2 separate regions of the Homo sapiens genome follow, and region 1 is linked to region 2. A link is a contact called in ENCODE Hi-C or POLR2A ChIA-PET data. All regions are on one chromosome and are shown on one strand. Each heading gives the region's core, a stretch centred on a gene start or an enhancer-like site at or near the end of the contact. The rest is flanking DNA. Distances are from core to core; before and after follow the strand shown. Region 1 holds the start of ZNF473CR (ZNF473 cis regulating lncRNA). Region 2 holds the start of IL4I1 (interleukin 4 induced 1).

Region 1 (5,817 bases), core at 1,402-3,901, 150 kb before region 2:
GCAAGGTGACCACGAGCAGCTCCAGGCTTATCTCCTATCACCTTAGAAACCTAAACAGAAAGAAGGCATGTTTTTCCTATCCCTCTCTCCCACTCAGTATCTCTCAACTCTCCCTTCAAATGTTGAACTTGACCACCTCTCACACAGTTCAAACAAGAATGATAATTTACTGGCTTGAGTAGCTAAAAGCATCAAAAGCAAGACACTCATCTTGTTTATGCTAGCACATCAGGATGCCTTCAGCTGTGACTAAAAGAAAACCCCAACTCAAATTGTCACAAACACCAGGAAGAAGAAATGTACATTTAGGGCAGATTCCAGCTGCAATTCATAGTATTCCTCTACATTTCTCTTGAGGTTGATATTATTTATATTATTTCACATTATGTTCTCAAAGAATTATGTTTCTTGATCCCACAGTCCCTCCTTCATTCCCATCTCAGCCCCTGCCTGTTTACTTCACAGCACTTTTTTTTTTTTTTTTTTTTTGAGACAGAGTCTCATTCTGTGGCCCAGGCTGGAGTGCGGTGGTGTGATCTCGGCTCACTACAACCTCTGCCTTCCAGGTTCAAGTGATTCCCCTGCCTCAGCCTCCTGAGTAACTGGGATTACAGGCGCCCGCCACCACGCCTGGCTAATTTTGTCTTTTTAGTAGAGACGGGGTTTCACCATGTTTCCCAGGCTGGTCTCGAACTCCTGGCCTTAAGTGATCCACTCGCCTTGGCCTCCCAAAGTGCTGGGATTGCAGGTGTGAGCCACCACACCCAGCCTACTTCACAGCACTTATAATTTCCAATCATGTCTCATGGTTACTGCCTGCCCTCTGTCTTTCCCCGCTGTATCCCTAGCGTCTGCCCAGTATACAGTAAGGTTCTCAGCAAACATCACCAACTGACTGACTGATTTACTTCCTCAAAGGCTGAAGACATTCCTCTCCCTACCAGCAGGGTAGGAGAACGGCAGTTTCCTCACACCCTCGTTGAGACTTTTAATTTTGGCCAGATCTATAGATATAGTATATTTTCCCTTCTCTTCCTGGCGACCTCCTGCTCATCCCTCAAAGCCTTTTTCAAAGGCCGCCTCATGGGACAGGAGCAGTGGCTCATGCCTATAATCCCAGCACTTGAGGGGGAGGCAGGTGGATCACCTGAGGTCAGGAGTTGGCGACCAGCCTTGGGCAGCATGGTGAAACCCCTACTGTTGGGAACGAGGTTTTTGGTGTCGCAAAAAAAAAAAAAAAAAAAAAAGAATTAATGCGGGAACAAATGATCTCTCAGCAAGGTGAGCTTTACTTCCTGCAGAAAGGGTGCTACTCAATAGCTGTCCAGCCACGAGACCCCGCCAAACTAAGGAGACAGAGTTATTATAACCTGATGTGTCTACCCTACTGCTGTGTCCAGTTTCCATTGGCTGGAATAGGACCTCACATTTTACACTTTACCCGATTGGCTATTAGTTTAAAACTTTTTTAACTGGGTAAGGGGAACAGAACAAAGAAAAGGAAGTTGCCCAGGGGATAGTTAAGGATGCTTCCTTAACTATGCACTATGTCCTGGGGCTTGTCTAGTTCTGTCCAGGCATGCCGGAGCAAGCTAGGACAGCTGATTTGGAATATATAATAGTGGATAGCAATCTTATACTAAGAAATTGTGACTTTTTATAATCTTTGAAGAATAACTTTCCCATTTTTCACACTACTAAAAATACAAAAGATTATCCAGGCATGGTGGCGGGCGCCTGTAATCCCAGCCACTCGGGAGGCTGAGGCAGGAGAATCGCTTGAACCCGGAAGGCGGAGGTTGCAGTGAGCCGAGATCGTGCCACTGTGCTCCAGCCTGGGCAACAGAGCGAGACCCCGTCTTGAAAAAATAAAAGTAAAAAACAAACAAACAATAAAAAAATAGTCTCCCTTTGAGAAATCTTCCCTCACATCAACTATTTCAGTCCCACCCAGCCCGGTTTTTCCTTCCTTGTGCTCTAATATTCGTTTTCCACCAAGTTTTACGACCCGATCACGCTGTTTGTCCAGCACCCATACTGCTTACGGGCTCCGGTAATGGGCAGCTCCAGCCTGCGGCGTAGACAGTTGCCATGGAGAAAGACAGGCGTTTCCAGAGTTGACGGTTGCCGTGGAGACAAAAGCCGCCCGCACGCAGTGGGGGCGGGGCTTACAGAACGTATTTTGCGATTGATCCACAGGAAATAGACGCAGCTGCGTGGATCGCCTTCTCCACCCCACATACTGAAGCCAGAATAAGCCACGACTTCGTGTGCTCCACGCGAGGGCCGCCTGACGCCAGAGTTTCTCCCGCATCTGCCATCAGAGGACCGTCGCCCTCAGGAGCCCGAGCTCCCGCGGTACTCTGGGAAGGGTAGTTCATCAGGGAGTCTGACAGGCGCGGAAGTATCCGTGGGGCCGGGGCAGCGTCGCCACCAACGTGGGGATGCTGGTGGGGAGCAAGCTTCGCGTGGGAGGCCGATCCGAGGTCCAAGCCCCCATTTGCCAGGTCCTTGAGGGCCCCACTGTCTAGTGACATTCATCACTTGCCCTCCCCATTTTGGGCCCATTTTGGCCTGAAAAGTGGCCCCGAGCAGTTGGGGATTTAGGCCACCGAGAGGAATAGGGGCTTGAGAATCTGACGGCAGCCTGTGAGGCTGCAGGGGTGGGGACGGGTTTAGAGGCAGCGGGGGTGGGGTTAGGGCGTGGCCAGGAGCCGAGTCAGCACAAGGATTGGCTGGAGTAGGCGGGGAAGGGAGGTGGTTATTAGAGAACTGAACCCAGGAGGCCGGCGTGGGCGGAACCTGCTGATGCTCGTTTTGAGAATCCTTACACTGAGTATCATTCTTGAGTCCACTGAAGAAACTGAGGCTCAGAGAGGGCAGTGGACCCTTAAGTTCAGTAATTCATTAGAAGGGCTCACAAAACTCAGCAAAGCTGTTATACTTGATTGCATTTACTACAGCTAAAGAATAGAGATTAAAACCAGCAATGGGAAAAGGTGCATAGGATGGAGTCTAGGAGAGACCAAGCGTGAGCTTCCAGGTGTCCTCTGCCAGTAAAGTCATATGGAAAGCATTTAACGCACTCAGCAATGATGTGTGACCGCACACAAAGTGTTGCCAGAGAAGCTCACCCACGCCGTGGTACCCAGGGTTATGGGGTTGGTTATGTTGACAGGGCTGATCACCCTGACTGACCTTAGTCTCCAGCCCTTCCAGAAGTCAAGCTGGAATTTAGCTGGGGTATCAGTTCCGACAAGGGGTCCCCATCTCTGAAATGTTGGGGGAGACCTTGGCCCTAGAGAAGACTTTGCTGCTGCTTTATACCTTGACCTCGTTTGAGCTTGTCTTTGCATCAGCCTCAGAGGTGTTGGGTTTTGCCATCTTAGCCTTGCTTGGTTTAGGCTCCTGTAGCTCATTTCTTTTTCCAATCACATCTTTTTCCTTTATTCAGAGACAGGGTCTTGTTCTGTCGCCCAAGCTGGAGTGCAGTGGCATGATCACAGCCTACTGTAGCCTCAACCTCCCAGGCTCACGATTCTCCCACTTCAGCCTCCCTAGTAGCTTGACTGCAGGCGTGTACCACCACACCCGGCTGTTTGTATTCTTTGTAGACACAGGATTTCACCATGCTGCCCAGGCTGGTCTCAAACTCCTGAGCTCAAGCAATCCACCCACCTCAGCCTCCCAAAGTGCTGGGATTACAGGCATGAGCCACCACACCCAGCCTACCACACAAACTTTAAAATGTTTTAAATTTATCTAAACTTAAACTTTTATCTAAATTTAAACTTTAAATGTTTTTAAATTGTAAAAATATACATAAAATTTGCCATTTTAATCATTTTTAAGTGATCAGTGGCCACTACCCAGCTAATTTGCATATTTCTTTCGTAGAGACAGGGTTTCATCACGTTGTTGAGGCTGGTCTCGAACTCCTGGGCTCAAGTCATCTTCCCACCTAGGCCTCCCAAAGTGCTGGGATTACAGGCATGAACCACCACACTCGGCCCTATCAGCTCAGTTTATAAAAAAAAAAAACTTTCTATTACTACCATGAGCAGGAACTAGTATCTCTTGTCACTTGTCACTAAAGGAAAAAGGTGGGGACAAAAATTAAAGTATAAACAAAGTTATATGTATTACTGGATGCTAATTAGAAACACTCCCCAAGCCTGGGGCCTGACATGTCTGTGAAGAGTGAACTGCAGGCTGCCTGTGCTCTCTCCTTGGTTACTTAGGCCCACACACAGACTGAAAAGTGTTGTTTGATGATGCATCTGAGGACCAGCTGAACTTGTGTGCCTCCTCAGTGGCGCATGCCCCGCCCAGACAGTGGGAAAACTGAGCTGCTCCCTCTTACTGATCGCCACCAGAAGCCCTCCCCAGCAAAGACGTGAGGCCTGGCAGGCAGGGACTGATGCGTGGCTGCATGGCAGCAGGCTGAGAGAAGGAACCAATGCTTTTAGACTCAAAACTTTAATCAGAGAACCAACAAATATGCACACACGGAGGGCGTTTCTACCTTGGCCTGCAGCAACACAGGTGACTGATTTACAGACTGCCCCCACACCCAATGGCTGCCAGTTTTCCATAGAGTCCCTATTGTGTCACAGCCCTGCAACACTTTGTACACTCTTTTGGTATACAACATGCCCATCTCCCCGACAAGACAGAGCTCCAGAGGACGGGAACCATGTGCGAGAAGTTAAATGTTGCAACCATTTGAAAAACAGTGTAAGGCCCCAATGGTTAGCCAACAGGTTCCCAGTTTCAACTAAGTTTAACAAACTTAACCAGCAGAACTCCAGGTGCAAGAGTTGAAAAGCCCAAGGGTGCAGAGCACTCACTCCCTCACCATTTTCAGCACCTAAAATATGAAAGGTATTCAAAGTATGTGTCCAGTGCTTTTCATAAGACTACTGTGTTTCAGCAAAGGTGTGACTGAGCCACTTAGTGGCAGGGAACAAACACCCAGAGCTGACAAGACACTGGTAGGGAACTGGTTGTGTGGTTCCATCTCACTGGACTCTCCAACAATCCTTGGTGATCCCAGAACTTCCTGTGACATGAGGGAATGTGGCATTTTCAAGATGTCACTTGTCAACTAACAGCAATCGTCGATGAAAATGGGTTCATTTCTGATTCCAGAAGCTTCAGAGCAGTAGTGCATAGTGTATGGATACTACCCGCCCCCGAGCCTAGCAAATTGCCTGGTGAGCGGCCATCCTGGATAAATGGTGAATGATGACATCCCAGTGGTCACTTCCACACACCACAGGTTTGACCCCTAAGTATGTCTTCCATATGGGTTGTTTCATATGCGGTTAACACCCTGATCAATGCAGCTTTCCTGATGGAATCCAGCTGTGTTTTGGTGTCAACTCCCATGAAAAATTGGGTGTCTTATTGCATAACCAACACTGTTAAATGGAGGAAGGTCATAGGAAGAGGGAGCATGTGTTTGTGGGATAGGGAGTCCTCTTTAAGTGAGAAGCTTGGGAGGTTAGGAGTGGAAGGTTGTAGCTAGTTGAGGTGAAGAGTTTACATGTTCTTTTTGGCTTTCTGGGGCTTAAGAAAAAAACCAGGAGAGATAAAGGGACAAAAAAGGCCAGGCACTTAAGAAGAGTAAAGTGCTGGAGAAAAACTGTAAAAAAGGAAAACTTAAATTAAAAGCGATACATTGTAAGAACATTAACTACAGTAAACACAGATTACTAATTCCTTTCTTGTAACACAAGTATATTTGTGCTATAGCTGATGTGTATTTGTGGCTTACACTTGGTGAGCCCTCATGTGCTGGCCATCAGTTCTAAG
Region 2 (5,772 bases), core at 367-2,866:
ACATTTTTGTCACTATTTTTTTCTTTTTTAGAGAAAGGGTTTCGCCATCTTGGCCAGGCTGGTCTCGAGCCCCTGGGCTCAAGCAATCCTCCCACCTCGGCCTCCCAAAGTGCTAGGATTACAGCAGTGAGCCTCCGCACCCGGCCCTCATTACTATTTTTTATTTTTATTTTTTATTTTTTGAGATGGAGTCTGGCTCTGTCACCCAGGCTAGAGTGCAGTGGCACGATCTCAGCTCACTGCAACCTCCACCTCTTGGGTTCAAGCAATTCTCCTGTCCCAGCCTCCTGAGTAGTTGGGACTACAGGCGTATGCCACCATGCCCGGCTAATTTTTATATTTTTAGTAGAGACGAGGTTTTGCCATGTTGGCCAGGCTGGTCTTGAACTCCTGACATCAGGTGATCCGCCTGCCTCGACCTCCCAAAGTGCTGGGATTATAGGCGTGAGCCACCCCTGGCCCTCGTCACTATTTTTGCTGACCCAAGCTCTTTCGGTCCCTGAACTCTCCAGCTCTTTGATCATTTCCCTTTGCCACGGCCTCCCGCCCCTGCGTCACATGCCTTGTTACTCACATTCACCCCCCAGCCCCTCCCGGCCATAACCGCATCCCTCTTTGATTTACTGCGGGAGTTTCCCATCTTCCTTCTTGTTAATGCCCTCCAACCCCCACCCAACCCTTGCTGCAGAGAATCTGCCTCCCTCTGGTTTTCCTCCTCACGGAGCCCCTGGCTCCCTCTCCCCCACCCCAAGGAAAGTCCCTGCTATTGTTTCTCCACCCCCACCCACTCCAAGGTGCCGCCCCACTCCCTGCCCTGAGCACTGAGGTGGTTCTTAAAGCAGGGATGGGTGAAGCCTGGGCGCTTCCCTCTGCCGGGTGGTCACTCATAGAACCCCTGAGTGCCCCTGCGGCCACAGCAGCTGGCATTTCCAAAGGAGCAGCTTCCAGTACTACCCCAGGTTCCGGCCACAGAACTTAACCTGGATTCACTCACTTGATCCTAAAACACTGTGACGTCTGTAGACGTCATTTGACAGCTGTAGACGAGAGCCACAGAGGGGAGGGCGGGCTCAGAGCCCACGTCCTGACCCCGGGACCACGGCTGCCAGCCCCACTGCTACACCCATGTAACGGAGGGGGAGACTGAGGCTCTGGGTGGCAAGTGGAGAGGGAAGTGGAACCATGGGGGGCCCTGCAGGACATGGCGACACCTGACGGAGAGGGACTTGGAGGGGAAAGTTGGCCTGGCCCAGGGACCTGTAGCCCCTCTGTCCCCGTGGGAATCAAGGAGGCAGAGAGAGTGCAGGGGAGGATAGAAACAAGTGGCCTGGTGATCAGGGACGGGGGCAAACCGAAGGGGATTCCCCGTTGTTGGCACGGTTACCTGAGCATCTATTTCTGGCCTCCAAACCACCCCAGAACTATCTGGGGCAAAAGGAAGTGAATAGACTGATTAACTTCCTCCAACCCCCTTTCTCCAACCTCAACTAGACTCTGAGCATTGGACCAGAGCAGCTCCAGGAAACCAGTTTCATTTCCCTCGGCCAGTTTCCCAAAAGGAGGGGTGGGCGGGGCTCTGCCAGTTTAAGGGGAGAGAAAGGGCCACAGCAGAGACAGTGGAGGGCAGTGGAGAGGACCGCGCTGTCCTGCTGTCACCAAGAGCTGGAGGTAGTGACACGGCCAGTGGTGGGGGGACAGAGAGACAGGACCCACAGAAATAGGGACTGAGAAGCAGTCAGGAGCTGGGGAGATGAGGAAGAGGGAAAAGAGGCCGGGCGCGGGGGCTCATGCCTGGAATCCCAGCACTTTGGGAGGCCGAGGTGGGTGGATCACCTAAGGTCAGGAGTTCGAGACCAGCCTGGCCAACATGGCGAAACCCCGTCTCTACTAAAAATACAAAAATTAGCCAGGTTTGGTTATGGGTGTCTGTAATCCCAGTTACTTGGGAGGCTGAAGTGGGAGGATTCTTGAACCTGGGAGGCGGAGGTTGCAGTGAGCCAAGATCTTACCACTGCACTCCAGCCTGGATGGCAGAGAAAGACTGTTAAAAAAAAAAGAAAGAAAGGAAAGAAAGAGGGAAAAGAAGAGAAAGAGACAGGAACCCGAGAGAGCTGTGGCAGAGGTGGAGACCGGTGAGGAGGGAGGCAGGGACGGTCCAGGGGACTCTGAAGGAATGGGGTTAGGGGACACAGGTCCAGAGAGCAGGACAGTGACTGGGGGAGGGCCGGCTCTAGCAGCTGGGCAGCCCATGGGAGACAGAGTCAGGCTACAGTGGTCACAGGCCTCAGTCACAACAGCCCTCCCTTCTCCTCCACCCCAGACACCATCTCCCACCGAGAGTCATGGCCCCATTGGGTGAGTAAGCAGGGGAGGGGCTCTGGAACAAGTGAGTAGAACCCCTCTCCCCCGACCTGCCACAACCCCGTTGACCCTGTCCTCCTCCTCCCAGCCCTGCACCTCCTCGTCCTCGTCCCCATCCTCCTCAGCCTGGTGGCCTCCCAGGACTGGAAGGCTGAACGCAGCCAAGACCCCTTCGAGAAATGCATGCAGGATCCTGACTATGAGCAGCTGCTCAAGGTGGTGACCTGGGGGCTCAATCGGACCCTGAAGCCCCAGAGGGTGATTGTGGTTGGCGCTGGTGTGGCCGGGCTGGTGGCCGCCAAGGTGCTCAGCGATGCTGGACACAAGGTGGGAAGCACTGCTTGCAGTCTACCTGGAGTCCCTCCTGCTGCAGGCTGGAGTCCCTGGGCACAGGGACACGGCCGCGTTCCTCCTTGAGGGGGTGGAGGTGGGGATGTGGGGGGAGAGGCTATCTTTCCCTGTAGTCTGGGGGTGAGGCCCAAGCCCCCTGCTGTCACATGTCTCCACTGAGAGGCCCCAGACTTTCCTGTCCCACGTTTTTCATCCCAGAGGGAAGTCTCACTGGCTCAAAGCTCCTCTGTCCTGGGGTGGGGCGCCTGTTGGTGGAGAGGGAAACTCTACCAAGGGGATGTGTGCCCTGAGGTCTAACCACTGACCTACTCACTGCAATCCGAGAATGAGAATGGGCCAGCCCAGGGGCTTCTACGCATATGGGTCATCTCCGAACTCCCCGAGCTGGGAAGTCCCTTTGCAGTCTAGCTGGCAGCCTTCCTCCTGCAGTCTGGAACTGCTCACTCAGTTCTGTTCCCCCACCTCCATACAGAAGGGGACCCTCTCCTAGTCTGGGTCTGGGCCACTGTGGGGATGGAAGAAGGCAGGGGGCTGGCACGGGGTGGTAGAGGGCAGGGGATGGTCAGTGGGTGGAGCTGAAGGGCCCTCCTCGCCCCACGGACTCCCTCAGGTCACCATCCTGGAGGCAGATAACAGGATCGGGGGCCGCATCTTCACCTACCGGGACCAGAACACGGGCTGGATTGGGGAGCTGGGAGCCATGCGCATGCCCAGCTCTCACAGGTGACCTAGCAACCCACCCACCTGTGTGCCTAGACTCAACTAGCCCCCCAGCTCCATGCCCACACCAGAGTGGGCCCGAACTTCCACTCTGACTCCCAAACCCAGCCTCCAACCCCATCCTTCGCCTAATCCTCACCTCAGTCTTGCCTCCAGCGCCAGCCCTGGGCCTCTGGCAACACTCGGGCCACCTGGTCCAACCAGACCTCCAGCTGGCCCTGCCTGGTGCAAAAGCCAGCTCCTGTGCTGGCCCCTCCAGGCCTGCAGCTCCACCATCCCCACACCCTCAGGCACCCCAGCCCCAGGCCCCTTCTTCATCTCAAACCCCCGTCCAACCCAAACTCTGTCCCCCTTCCCAATTCTAATCTGGGCTCTATCCCACTCTTAACCCAATCCTAATCCTGGTACTGCCCTGAGGCCTCCAGCCTTGTCCCCATTTCATTCCCATCCCCCAGCATTGATTACCCCAAATCTAGCCCCACCCCCAGCCTCATGCTGGTCCCCAGCTACTCTCCCCTCCCACCCCTCTTCTCCAAGTCCCACTAGGGACCAGGCCACCCCCACTGGAGCCCGGCCCTCACTCACCCACTCCCCTGATCAGGATCCTCCACAAGCTCTGCCAGGGCCTGGGGCTCAACCTGACCAAGTTCACCCAGTACGACAAGAACACGTGGACGGAGGTGCACGAAGTGAAGCTGCGCAACTATGTGGTGGAGAAGGTGCCCGAGAAGCTGGGCTACGCCTTGCGTCCCCAGGAAAAGGGCCACTCGCCCGAAGACATCTACCAGATGGCTCTCAACCAGGTGGGTACCGCCTGCACCCTCCTCCCGCCCTGACTTCTCTGTCCTCCTCCTAAGCTCGCCCCGGCCCGGCTTTTCTTCTCTCTGGCATCCCTTCAGTCCCCTCCATGGGGTGGGGCGCCTGTTGGTGGAGATGGAAATTCTACCAAGGGGATGTGTGCCATGAGGTCTAACCACTGACCTACTCACTGAAATCCGAGAATGAGAATGGGCCAGCCCAGGGGCTTCTACACATATGGGTCATCTCTCAACTCCCTTCTTTTTTTTTTTTTTTTTTTTTTTTTTGAGATGGAGTCTTACTCTGTCACCCAGGCTGGAGTGCAATGGCGCCATTTCAGCTCACTGCAACCTCCGCCTCCCAGGTTCAAGCAATTCTCTGCCTCAGCCTCCCGAGTAGCTGGGATTACAGGCGCCCGCCACCACGCCCAGCTAATTTTTGTATTTTTAATAGAGACGGGGTTTCACCATCTTGGCCAGGCTGATCTTGAACTCCTGACCTCGTGATCCACCTGCCTCAGCCTCCCAAAGTGCTGGGATTACAGGCGTGAGCCACTGCCCCCGGCCCCAACTCCCTTCTTTAGCTTCCCCGTAAACACTGCTGACCCCAAAGCTGCATCAGCTTTTGGCCTCTTCCCCTTTCACCCACACACTGTCCTGGATAACCTCCCCAGTCTCCACCTCTGGCTTAAACATAGATCCATGGGCTGATGGAGACATCTGCCTCCCGAGACCCTGATCTGTGTCCCTCCCCAGGACACTGGGCTCAGAAGCTTCCCCTAAACCTGTTCCTCCTCCCGGTGCCCCCATCTCACGATGGCCCCACCATCCCGCAGTCACGGGCAGACCCCTAGGAGCCATCCTCCTCCTGACCTCCTCCTCGCCCACCTCCCCCACCATCAGTGCCCACCCCTGCCGCCTGACGCTTGTGCCCTGCTCCCCTCTGCCTGCCCCAGCTCAGGCCTCCTCCTCTGCCCTGGACCCTCCCCCAGCCTCCTCTCAAGCTGCCCAGGCTCTAGTCTCCCCAGCCTGGTACCAGAAACGTCTTCCCACACACCCAGAGTGATGCTGCTCACAGCCCCCAGTGGCTCCCCGCTGCCTCCAGGACAAAGTCTGATCTTTTCAGGCTCAGCTTTGAGCCCTGACTGGCCTTCCCTTCTGCACCCCTCCAGCCTCATGCTCTTTTCTCCTCTAAGAAATTTTTGTCCTCATGGTGGTCCACATGCCCCCAGCTCTGTGTTCCTCACACCCACTATACCTGTGTATCACCCTCCCTTTCCAGAATGCCTTTCCCTTCCCCACACAGGAACTCCTGCTCAGCCCTCAAGAACTAGCTCCAATGTCCCCTCCTCCAGGAAGCCTTCCCTGATACCTTTAGGGAGGAACTGGCCACACCCAACATCCCCTCCCCACCCAGGTCAGAGCCCACTTGCCCATCTCCCCTTCTAGACCAGGATGGGGGCCATGTCCAGGTCATTTCTATGCCTTGACACTGACTGGTTTGGGAGTCTGAGAGATGCGAGATGCATGAGTGAGTGAAGGG

Evidence for each region. Hi-C counts contacts between places; a loop is a spot of excess contacts on that map. ChIA-PET counts read pairs that join two places held with the same protein, here RNA polymerase II (POLR2A). Pooled maps may share reads with other maps.
Region 1: a loop to region 2 is called in a pooled map, with 2.2 times the contacts of the local background. The contact joins the promoter of ZNF473CR here to the promoter of IL4I1 in region 2. A Hi-C loop is called at or near these places in 1 of 50 pooled maps. POLR2A ChIA-PET finds 5 or more read pairs at or near these places in 3 of 52 experiments (AG04450, GM12878 and T-cell).

Annotation. Positions count from the first base shown.
Region 1 is chr19:50,047,423-50,053,239 of GRCh38, reverse strand. It overlaps ZNF473CR (ZNF473 cis regulating lncRNA), which reads right to left and starts at 2,651. Exons shown (of 5, transcript NR_138096.1): 1 at 2,046-2,651. It overlaps ZNF473 (zinc finger protein 473), which reads right to left. Exons shown (of 5, transcript NM_015428.4): 5 at 4,464-5,817. RefSeq lists enhancers at 1,684-2,364, 2,396-2,605.
Region 2 is chr19:49,892,731-49,898,502 of GRCh38, reverse strand. IL4I1 (interleukin 4 induced 1) reads left to right here and starts at 1,616. Exons shown (of 8, transcript NM_152899.2): 1 at 1,616-1,668; 2 at 2,321-2,355; 3 at 2,450-2,688; 4 at 3,323-3,435; 5 at 4,034-4,235. The coding sequence starts at 2,343. RefSeq lists enhancers at 507-686, 3,081-3,130.